Linked DNA regions of Homo sapiens: all the other regions are linked to region 3. The links are chromatin contacts, found by Hi-C or POLR2A ChIA-PET in ENCODE. All regions are on one chromosome and are shown on one strand. Each heading gives the region's core, a stretch centred on a gene start or an enhancer-like site at or near the end of the contact. The rest is flanking DNA. Distances are from core to core; before and after follow the strand shown. Region 1 has its middle 10 kb from the start of IL32. Region 2 holds the start of MMP25-AS1 (MMP25 antisense RNA 1). Region 3 holds the start of ZNF75A (zinc finger protein 75A).

Region 1 (3,376 bases), core at 360-2,859, 230 kb before region 3:
GCCTACACAGAGGCAGGGATGAATGGATAGATGGATGCACAGGGGCAGGGATGGATGGATGGACAGATGCATGCACAGAGGCAGGGATGTATGGACGGATGCATGGGCAGAGGCAAGGATGAATGGATGGATAGATGCATGCACAGAGGCAGGGATGGACAGACAGATGAATGCACAGAGGCAGGGATGTACAGAAGGATGCATGCACAGAGGCAGGGATGGACGGAGGGACAGATGCAGGCACAGAGGCAGGGATGGATGGACAGACAGATGCATACACAGAGGCAGGGATAGATGGACAGATACTGGCACAGAGGCAGGGATGGATGGACAGATGCAGGCACAGAGGCAGGGACAGACAGACAGATGCATGCACAGAGGCGTGTATGAATGGTTGGAAGGATGCATGCACAGAGGCAGTGATGGATGGGTGGGGAGATTGGATGGATAGATGCCGGTAGGTCGTTCTTGTCCTGGAGGAGGTGATCCAGGCTAAGTCCTCACACCGGGAGGGGCAGGAGGCGAGCATGGGGAGATACAGCTGTGTGTCCCAGTGCACTGGAAGTTACAGATGACATCGATGTCCTGTCCTGATGAAACAGGAAACACAATTGTCATTTGAAAGTTAGGGCTGAGGGCCGGGCGCGGTGGCTCACACCTGTAATCCCAGCATTTTGGGAGGCTGAGGCGGGGGGGTCACCTGAGGTCAGGAGTTCGAGACCAGCCTGGCCAACATGGTGAAATCCCGTCCCTACTAAAAATGCAAAAATTAGCTGGGTGTGTTGGTGGGGCGCCTGTAATCCCAGATACTCAGGAGGCTGAGGCAGGAGAATCACTTGAACCTGGGAGGCAGAGGTTGCAGTGAGCTGAGATCACGCCATTGCACTCCAGCCTGGGTGACAGAGGAAGACACCGTCTCAAAAAAAAAAAAAAAAAGAGACAGAAAAGAAAGTTGGGGGCCGGGGCTGGATGAAAGCTTGAGGGGCTGTGGGCCTGGCATGGGGCTGAGGGGAGTGTGCAGGAGCTGCCTGCCAAAGCCTGGGGCAAGGATGATAGGAGGTGCTGGGGCCCCTGTGGACTGCCCTCTGAGAATCTCGTGAGGCTGGGTCTGCACAGCTGTGGTTGTGTAACTTCCCCCAGATGCATGGTGTGACAAGGGTGCAGGAAGGGGTGCAGGGCCCGGAAGCTCAGTGTGGTTAAAGACATGCAAGGCAGGATAGAAGGTGAGAGATGAATGATATGGCCGTGATCAAAACACCAAACTTCAGTTTCTCAGAAAAAGGACTCAGAGCAACAAGAGAACCTACAGTCAACAAGGACATTCATCAGCGCACATGTGATTTGAGCAAGACCATTGAAGCCCCTGCTGAACGGCAGGCTGGCAGAGCCAGGGTACCTGGCCATCTACCTTGAAGTCTCTGTGCCTCAGTTTCCTCCTCTGTAAAATGGACATAGGGGACAGGTTTGGTGAGAAGTGAATGAAAACGTGTTTGCTACCCCTCTTAGGACTCATGTTTCATGCTTAGATGCTCAGCTAGTGGTTTTAGGGACCGAGAGAAATTTGCTTTTCAGTTCACCAGGTCGTTACCTATGAACCTGCCCTGAGCAGTGCTGACCTTAGTTAGAGATGGCCATGAAACTCATCCGCATGGGGTAATTGGGGCCTCCCTGTGGTGCTGCAGGGCTATGTCTCTGTCTTGGTCTCTTCAGGCCTCTCAGCAGCTGGAGCAGGAGCTGGCAGGCAGCTCACCGATGGATAAGGAGCTGGGCTTTGGCCAGGGCTGACATGGGAAGCGTCTCGGTCCTGCCGGTCCTGGCGCCTGAGCTGAATCCGGAGGGAAGAGGCTGCTGTGGTGGGAACAGGCTGGGAGCCAGGCCTGGCGCTGGGGCCGGCAGGCTGTGTTCTGAGAGTGCCTGCTAGAGGAGCTCTGTGTTCCCAAGGAGATGGAGGAAGACCTGGGGTGGGGGTGGTACAGGGTAGGGAGAGGAGGGGCAGAGGCTGTGGACAGGGAGATGGGGGAGGGGGGATGGAGGACTCAAGGGATGTAAGGGATATGGCTTGAGGAGGGATGGGGGCAGGAATGAGGGAAGGTCTTGGGTCAAGGACATGGACCTACATCCCCAGCAGATGGGGGAGATGGGCGGGGGTTGCTGACCATAGACTGGAGCTGGGAGGAGGGTACGCTGCCAGGGCTGGGGCTGCCAGCAGAGAATGGCACGCACCTTATAGGCTCCTGCCCCTGCCCCACTGCCCCCTCAAGTTCAAGTTTCTTTTTCTTTTCTTTCTTTTTTTGAGACGGGGCCTTGTTCTGTTGTCCAGGCTGGAGTTCAGTGACATGGTCATGCGTCACTGCAGCCTCGACCTCCCCAGCTCAAGCAAGCCTCCTGCCTCCCTGCCTCAGCTTGGAACCTGAGTAGCTGGGACCACAGGCGTGCACCACCATTCCTGGCTATTTTTTAATTTTTTTGTAGAGAAGGGGGTTCTCCTTATGTTGCCCAGGCTGGTCTTGAGCTCCTGGGCTCAAGTGAAACTCCTACCTGAGCCTCCCAAAGTGCTAGGATTACAGGAGTGAGCCACCACACCCAGCTCCTTCCCCTCAAACTTCTGTGCAAAAAGTGCTCCCTTCCCAGAGGAGGGTCCCCATCTGTGTGTAAGGTGGCCCCTTCCTCTATGTGTTCTCTGGGTCGCTTCAGCCCTGTGGCCCAGTGTCCAGCACAGCCATGCTGAGTGGGTGACTGGAGAAAGGGATCGTGGAGGATTGGGGCAGGGGGGTGCTGGGCAGAGGCGGCTGGGGTCACCTCTGGAAGGTGTCCTGCTGTTCCTGTTGGCTGCAGCTGCACTTGCAGGGCCTTCCTGTGCCCCCCTTTCCTGGTGCAGGGGCACCCTCTGCTTGCTGAGACCAGCTCGGTCAGGGAGATCTTAAACCAGGGGCGCTAGAGGAATTAAAGACACACACACAGAAATTCAGAGGTGCGAAGTGGGAAATCAGGGGTCTGACAGCCTTCAGAGCTGAGAGCCCCAACAGAGGTTTACCCACATATTTATTAATAGTAAGTCAGTCATTAGCATTGTTTCTATAGATAATAGATTAACTAAAAGTATCCCTTATGGGAAATGAAGGGATGGGCCGAAGTAAAGTGGTGGGTCTGGTTAGTTATCTGCAGCAGGAGTGTGTCTTTAAGGCACAGATCACTCAGGCTATTGTTTGTGGTTTAAGAACGCCTTTAAGCGGTTTTCCGCCCTGGGTGGGCCAGGTGTCCCTTGCCCTCATTCCGGTAAACCCACAACCTTCCAGCGTGGGCGTCACGGCCATCATGAACGTGTCACAGTGCTGCAGATTTTGTTTATAGCCAGTTTTGGGGCCAGTTTATGGCC
Region 2 (3,475 bases), core at 976-3,475, 250 kb before region 3:
GGTGGGCGACCCTGACAAGTACCGCCTGTCTCAGGATGACCGCGATGGCCTGCAGCAACTCTATGGTAGGGGGAGAGGGACCTGCCGCGAAACCATCATTGCCCCATCCAGTGTCCTCTGCAGCAGGGCCAGGGGACGCACACCTGCCTGACTCTTTCCTCACAGGGAAGGCGCCCCAAACCCCATATGACAAGCCCACAAGGAAACCCCTGGCTCCTCCGCCCCAGCCCCCGGCCTCGCCCACACACAGGTGAGTCCCCCACCAACTCGGAGACCTTGGGTGACCAGCTGCCCAGCCTCAGTGTCCTCTGAGATGGGGATGGTGGGGGTCCCTGCCTTGGAGAAAACAAACCCCCCTCTCTACTCACCTCTCCTTTCCTCCCCAGCCCATCCTTCCCCATCCCTGATCGATGTGAGGGCAATTTTGACGCCATCGCCAACATCCGAGGGGAAACTTTCTTCTTCAAAGGTGAGTCATTTCACTTGGCCTCATATATGTTGGTTTCCTGCCCACTTCCAGTGACCCACTGGGGCTGTGGGCTTACCCTGGAAGCGGAACTTTTTTCTTCTTTGAGACAGGGTCTTGCTTTGTTGCCTGGGCCGCAGTGCAGTGGTGTGATCATGGCTCACTGCAGCCTCAAAATACTGGGCTCAAGCGATCCTCCCACCTCAGCCTCCCTGGTAGCTGGGACCACAGGCACATGCCACCACGCCTTGCTAGTAATTTATTTTATTATTTTGTAGAGATGGAGTCTCACTATATTGCCCAGGCTGGGCTCAATCTCCTGGCTCAGGTGATTCTCCGGTGTCAGCCTCCCAATGTGCTGGCATTACAGGTCTGAGCCACCAGGCAAGGCCCTGGCACTTTTAGCGCTAAAAAGGGAAAAGTCTCAGGCGGGCCAGGATGGGCTGGTCACCCTAGATCCATTGCGCCCTTGATTTCCAGATGGGACCCCTCCCCACCCAGCCACACACCCTGGGGGAGGAGACCTCCTGCTGTCTCATGCCTTCCTGCGAACCCCTTTGTCCCCTGCAGGCCCCTGGTTCTGGCGCCTCCAGCCCTCCGGACAGCTGGTGTCCCCGCGACCCGCACGGCTGCACCGCTTCTGGGAGGGGCTGCCCGCCCAGGTGAGGGTGGTGCAGGCCGCCTATGCTCGGCACCGAGACGGCCGAATCCTCCTCTTTAGCGGTGAGTGGGGCCGGCGGCGGGGCGCGCTGGGGCCGGCGCGGGGAGCCCACCCCTGACCTCCCGGCCTCCACCCTGCAGGGCCCCAGTTCTGGGTGTTCCAGGACCGGCAGCTGGAGGGCGGGGCGCGGCCGCTCACGGAGCTGGGGCTGCCCCCGGGAGAGGAGGTGGACGCCGTGTTCTCGTGGCCACAGAACGGGAAGACCTACCTGGTCCGCGGCCGGCAGTACTGGCGCTACGACGAGGCGGCGGCGCGCCCGGACCCCGGCTACCCTCGCGACCTGAGCCTCTGGGAAGGCGCGCCCCCCTCCCCTGACGATGTCACCGTCAGCAACGCAGGTGGGGAGCGCGGTGACCTGCGGGTTACTGGGCCTGGGGGTGGGGAGAGGGATGTGGGGAATGGGGACATGGAGGCCACCCTGCGGGGATGGGGGTCCTTGGGCATCAGGGAGCGGCGGGGCGGGGAGGGACCGGGACTCAAGCTCTGCTCCTCCAGGTGACACCTACTTCTTCAAGGGCGCCCACTACTGGCGCTTCCCCAAGAACAGCATCAAGACCGAGCCGGACGCCCCCCAGCCCATGGGGCCCAACTGGCTGGACTGCCCCGCCCCGAGCTCTGGTCCCCGCGCCCCCAGGCCCCCCAAAGCGACCCCCGTGTCCGAAACCTGCGATTGTCAGTGCGAGCTCAACCAGGCCGCAGGACGTTGGCCTGCTCCCATCCCGCTGCTCCTCTTGCCCCTGCTGGTGGGGGGTGTAGCCTCCCGCTGATGGGGGGAGCCATCCAGACCGAACAGCGCCCTCCACGGCCGAGTCCCCCGCCGCTGGACCTGGTCGGGGGTTGTGAGGCGCTGCGGAGGCCCCTTGTCTGTTCCCACGGACGGGGGCTCGGGCGCGGACTAAGCAGGGGGGATCTCCCGCGCAGGGGCGGCGGCGGCGGGGACCGGTCGCCTGGCGCTGGGCTCAGTCTCCTCAGGGTCTGAGACCCCGGCGCTGCCACCGGAACCCGCCTTCAGGGGCGCACGCGCGCTGGGACCATGCGTCGGTCGTCGCCCCCGTCGTTCCCTCCCGGCTGCCGCCAGGGGGCGGTCGGACCCCGCCTCCCGAGCCCGGGGAGGGGCGGGGAGGACAAGGGGCGGGCCCGCGGCCTCACCCGGAGGGACGGCAGCCCCGGTCGCGCGCTGGCCCCGCAGGACCTTCCTTTTCCAGGAAGAGCCAGCTTTTCTCGGAGCGCAGTCCTGGGACTCTCCGCAGCCCCGCCCCGCCTGGCCACTGCGTCTGGCATTCCTGGGTCGTTAGAGGACAGGCCTGACTGCGAAGCTGTGCCTTGCCCCTCTCCCACCCGCAGTTTCTCACCCCGTTCTGCTCCCACAAGGCCCCCCTACAGTCACTGCCACACTGGTGGGGACCTGGGACCCAGACCCGGAACCAGCCCAGATATCACCCCTGAGGACCCATGCGCCACGTCCTGGGTGGTGGAATCAGTGGCTGGAGGGACGACCCTTGCTCTCCAGGCTGTTAACCTTTTCCGTTGCTCCCCCGCCACCCACCTCCTCCTCCCCAGGCCACCCAACTTGGGCACCTCCCTGGGCCCAGAACTGCCTTCCATTCAATGGGGAACCCTTCTATCCCCAAGAACCCCTTCCCTGCTTGCACCCTGGAGAGAACAGCTTGACTCCCATCAACTCAACGCTGGTGGAAAGACAGGGACCGAACCCTGGCTCAGGCCTGGTCATTGCCTCCTCAGCACTCCCTCCTGGGAGGCCTTAGCTCTAGAGTGAGGGGTGGGTGGAACCTGGGGGCACCTCGTTCACCCTGTCCCCACTCCCCACAGTTTTAGGATCTAAATGATTGCCTCTGGAACTATTCTTCTAGACTATCCCACATCAGAATCACTGGGAAATTTAAGTTTGCAGATCCCACACTCACCCTGAATCCTCACTCAGGGTGGGGTCAGGAATCTGCATTTTAACTAGTCGCGGGGATTGTGGGGGGCAGTAGCTGGCTGTTTCGTGGCATTTCTGTGGCTCTGCAGTGTTCCTCCACCCCAGGACCAATATGTTCAGGCCACACCGATGGCCTGAACCCCATGGGTAGAGTCACTTAGGGGCCACTTCCTAAGTTGCTGTCCAGCCTCAGTGACCCCCTAGTGCTTCCTGGAGCTGAGGCTGTGGGCGGCTGTCCCAGCAACCATGCGAGGGGTTGCCCCAGTTGCTCATACAAACAGATCAGCATGAGGACAGAAGGCAGGAGACTTTGGTCAGTTACCTGGGAATTCTGGGCTGCCAGGAA
Region 3 (3,702 bases), core at 764-3,263:
GCGCTACTGTCCACTGGTTCTGATAGACTGAGAATATTTACTGCTGAAGAAATGAAGTCCCAACCTGGCTGAGATTTTAAGGAAATGAACCTACTTAGACACAAATTCAAGTGACTTAGGCAGATGCTCATTATTAAATCTGTTTATCTTTCTCTCTCACTTAAAAAGGATCAAGATCTATGCCTAAGAGGAGTTACATACCATCCCATCCAAAAGCAAAAATAGCATAATGGCCTGGTAATGGCCTCTCATCTTCATTCTCACCTTAAACTTACCTTAGATGAACTGCCATAGAAAGCAGCTCAGTCCAAAACGCTCAAATGGTGCTCCAGGATTTACTTTTTTGTATTGTTTTGTTTTGTTTTTTGCGACGGAGTCTCGCTCTGTCGCCCAGGCTGGAATGCAGTGGCGTGAACTCGGCTCACTGCAAGCTCCGCCTCCCGGGTTCACGCCATTCTCCTGCCTCAGCCTCCCGAGTAGCTGGGACTACAGGCGCCCACCACCACGCCCGGCTAATTTTTTTTTGTATTTTTTAGTAGAGACGGGGTTTCACCATGTTAGCCAGGATGGTCTCGATCTCCTGACCTCATGATCCGCCCGCCTCGGCCTCCCAAAGTGCTGGGATTACAGGCGTAAGCCACCGCGCCCGGCCAGGATTTACTTTCTTAAATGCACTCTTTTCATTCCCATTCAAAGGACTCCAGTATAAGTGCCACATAAACTCGTTTTCTAACTTTTAAAACTCTTCCTCTAAATGCAGCCCAACTCAGTAAAAACGTACCTAAGATCTCACAGTCTAATGTTTCCAGCTTTTAAAGCCTTTACTCCTACCCTTCCCTCTGCCTGGAAAGTGTCTCCATTCCCTGCTGTGGACAAAATCCCTCAAGGTCTTTTATAATTTCCCCCAACCCCAAATCAACTTGGATTTTCTTGGAGTTCTCACAGCATTCAGTTTATGTCCTATTCTTACCCTTGTGTTACTGATATTCACGAAATTGCTCAGTCCTTTCAAGAGATTGCTTAAGGACAAAGACTTCTTACTCAACTCTGCAATATTGGCTACACATAGCTGACTTAATAAATAGTCCCTTGACTGGTATAAGCTGACGTTACAAAAACTGGTAATTCCGAAACCACTCATACTGGACTTATTAAATAATCCCTCAACTGGTACAGACTGACATTACAAAAACGGATTAATTCAGAGATCACTGAACACCCAAAACACTCAGATTCTTATAACTATGATTCAGTAAATATGTGTGGAATGCCTATCTTACCAGGTGACTATGTTAGGCGCTGCATGAGATATAAGATGAAAACAAGGTTCCCATTTTCCAGGGAAGAATACTGGAGTGGAAAACGCAGAGGATACCACAACAGGAGAGCTATTTCCGATTAGCGGCCGCCACTGCTGAGCTATGTGACCCTGAGCAAGTCACTTCTTAGGTCTCCGTTTCTCTGTCAAGGAGAGATAGAAAAAGAACCTATTTCACAGGTTCAAACCTACCTCAAGAAAAAATAGTTGTGGGGAATGCGTCACGAGACCTAGAAAACGGTACAAAACCCTCGGGGGGCCGCTGTTTCTGACCTAGCGAGTGGCCCGACCCGGACAAAATGCCTCTTCCTCGAGGAGGCGGCGACGAGCCCAGCAACAGCTCGAGCACGGCCGGCCGGGCCGCGGGAAGCCCGAGAACGCGGCGCGCGCAGCTGGGAGGCGACCCTTACCCGGCGAGGCTCCCGGGACCAAACGCCGCCCGACAGCCACGCAGAACAGACGCGGCAGTGCGACGCCTCCCCCACTGGGGACACGAGACAGCGACAGCCACGCGGTGAGCCGGTACAAGGCCCTCTAGGCTTCAGCGGGTCTGGATACTCGGTGGCATTAACCCTTCCCTACCGCCGGGGAAGACAGCAGTTTCTCTGGCGAGGAAGTAGGCCGGGCTCAGGCGCCTTAGCCAGAGGGCGGGCCTGCGCCACCCTCGGAAAGCGTCACTTCCACTTCCGGCCGGCGCTCTGGCTCTGTACCTGGACAGGGCTGCGGTAGGCCAGCGGTGGGCTGGCGGTTGCGCTCCTCAGATCGGCGGCCTTTCGGGCGGTGGCTTGCGTTTGAGCCTCAGAAAGCGAGGAGCGGCCTCCACGGAAGCCAAGCTGGCCGAGGTAACCGAGAAGCGGCTTCCCCTATGGCTTCGACCCTGGAGCCGCTGGAGCGGCGGCGGCCGCAGGGAGGCAGCCATTTTCCGTAGGCGGTGGCCGCGGCGCTTCCGGGCCGCGCGGCTGGAGCCTGAGGCGGGGCCACCGTCGGGCACGAGAAACCATTCTCTCCCCGCTTTTCGCAGCTGTATCCCAGAGGCGCGGCTGAAGCTCGCTGGGACACTGCCCGCTTGCCCAGTGCCCACGGGCACGCCTGTCGCAGACACAGGCTGTGGCGAATCCGAGTGCTGGCGGGCAGCAGTGCCTGCAGCTGCGCCCGCAGACTCTTTCCCGCCTCCGCCGGCATTTCCGTGTCCGGCCGATGTCATGCGGTCGGTTGAGCCTCAGGGCTAGCAGCTTCTACTGATGCAAAAACATAGGAAGTGTCTCTTTGCTTCTGGAACCGGGGTGGGCAGCAAGGAGCTGGCCACTTCTTTGAATACCGGTGGCATCCTGGGCAGAATTTCGGTGCCGTTTCTGCTGGCTCACTTCAGGAAAAGTGAGGCTCACGGCTCTCCTCAGCCCCCCTTAGAAGTCTAAATGACCTTTGGAGAAATACAAAGTCAGCAGAAAGTTTCACTTTCATCGTCACCAACTCCTGTTGGAGTTGATATTTCATAAACATCAGCGACAGAAAGAAAATACGACTTGATATTTTGTAAATAAAATATCCTTTTTTACAAGTTGATATTTTGTAAACAGAGGTCAGCTGTAATTTTCTCCAGATCAAGTAAGCACAGTTAAAAATTCATATAGGCCTGGCGCGGTGTTTGACGCCTGTAATCCCAGCACTTTGGGAGGCCAAGATGGGTGGATCACGAGGTCAGGAGATCGAGACCACCCTGGCCAAGATGGTGAAACCCTGTCTCTACTAAAAACACAAAAATTAGCCGGGCATGGTGGCACGCGCCTGTAATCCCAGCTAGTCGGGAGGCTGAGGCAGGAGAATGGCTTCAACCGGGGAGGTGGAAGTTGCAGTGAGCTGAGATCACGCCACTGCACTCCAGCCTGGGTGACAGGGCGAGACTCCATCTCAAAAAAAAAAACAAAATTCGTATAAATCATCTGCATGGCACCCTTTATGTGTGTTGCAAAGAATGATGAGCATCTTGTTGCTTACTTGGGAGACATTGTCTGAAAATAGGCTACTTTTTTACTTTCTGTAGTACCCCCTCCCCCCACTGTATCTGGGTTTCACTTACCCGCTGTCAACTGCCATCCAAAAAATATTAAATGGAAAACTCCAGAAATAAACAGTTCATAAGTTTTAAATAACTTTTTTTTTTTTTTTTGGAGATGGAATCTCGTTTTGCTGCCCTGGCTGGAGTGCCGTGGCACAGTCTGAGCTCACTGCAGCCTTCACCTCCCGGGTTCAAACAATTTTCCTGCCTCAGCCTCCTGGGTAGCTGGGACTACAGGCGCGCACTACCACACCTGGCTAATTTTTGTGTTTACAATAAAGAAGGTTTCACCATGTTGGCCAGGCTGGTCTTGAAGTCCTGGTCTCAG

The links. Hi-C counts contacts between places; a loop is a spot of excess contacts on that map. ChIA-PET counts read pairs that join two places held with the same protein, here RNA polymerase II (POLR2A). Pooled maps may share reads with other maps.
Region 1: a loop to region 3 is called in a pooled map, with 4 times the contacts of the local background. The contact joins the enhancer-like site here to the promoter of ZNF75A in region 3. A Hi-C loop is called at or near these places in 1 of 50 pooled maps. POLR2A ChIA-PET finds 5 or more read pairs at or near these places in 2 of 52 experiments (B cell and GM12878).
Region 2: a pooled map shows a loop between it and region 3 (4-fold over the local background). The contact joins the promoter of MMP25-AS1 here to the promoter of ZNF75A in region 3. A Hi-C loop is called at or near these places in 5 of 50 pooled maps. POLR2A ChIA-PET finds 5 or more read pairs at or near these places in 2 of 52 experiments (activated CD4-positive, alpha-beta T cell and naive thymus-derived CD4-positive, alpha-beta T cell).

Annotation. Positions count from the first base shown.
Region 1 is chr16:3,073,947-3,077,322 of GRCh38, forward strand. It overlaps the pseudogene LOC107984896. Among named protein-coding and RNA genes, the nearest start is that of IL32, 10 kb to the left of the region's middle. RefSeq lists silencers at 572-755, 3,143-3,302 and enhancers at 936-1,055, 1,126-1,215, 1,336-1,385, 2,733-2,782. Within about 2 kb of position 1,610, at least 16 of the 41 ENCODE cell types and tissues checked have a DNase peak (open chromatin) inside an H3K27ac peak, as active enhancers do; they include B cell and GM12878, where a contact is called at or near this core.
Region 2 is chr16:3,057,145-3,060,619 of GRCh38, forward strand. It overlaps MMP25-AS1 (MMP25 antisense RNA 1), which reads right to left and starts at 2,226. Exons shown (of 5, transcript NR_123723.1): 1 at 1,852-2,226; 2 at 1,396-1,558. It overlaps MMP25 (matrix metallopeptidase 25), which reads left to right. Exons shown (of 10, transcript NM_022468.5): 5 at 1-65; 6 at 166-250; 7 at 387-469; 8 at 1,037-1,189; 9 at 1,268-1,525; 10 at 1,683-3,475. The coding sequence ends at 1,954. LOC124900372 (sialidase-like) reads right to left here and starts at 2,226. Exons shown (of 3, transcript XM_047435000.1): 1 at 1,852-2,226. RefSeq lists silencers at 1,096-1,145, 1,176-1,305, 1,446-1,495, 1,956-2,425 and an enhancer at 2,464-3,369.
Region 3 is chr16:3,303,484-3,307,185 of GRCh38, forward strand. ZNF75A (zinc finger protein 75A) reads left to right here and starts at 2,014. Exons shown (of 7, transcript NM_001302109.2): 1 at 2,014-2,160. TIGD7 (tigger transposable element derived 7) reads right to left here and starts at 1,947. Exons shown (of 2, transcript NM_033208.4): 1 at 1,729-1,947. RefSeq lists an enhancer at 1,508-2,037.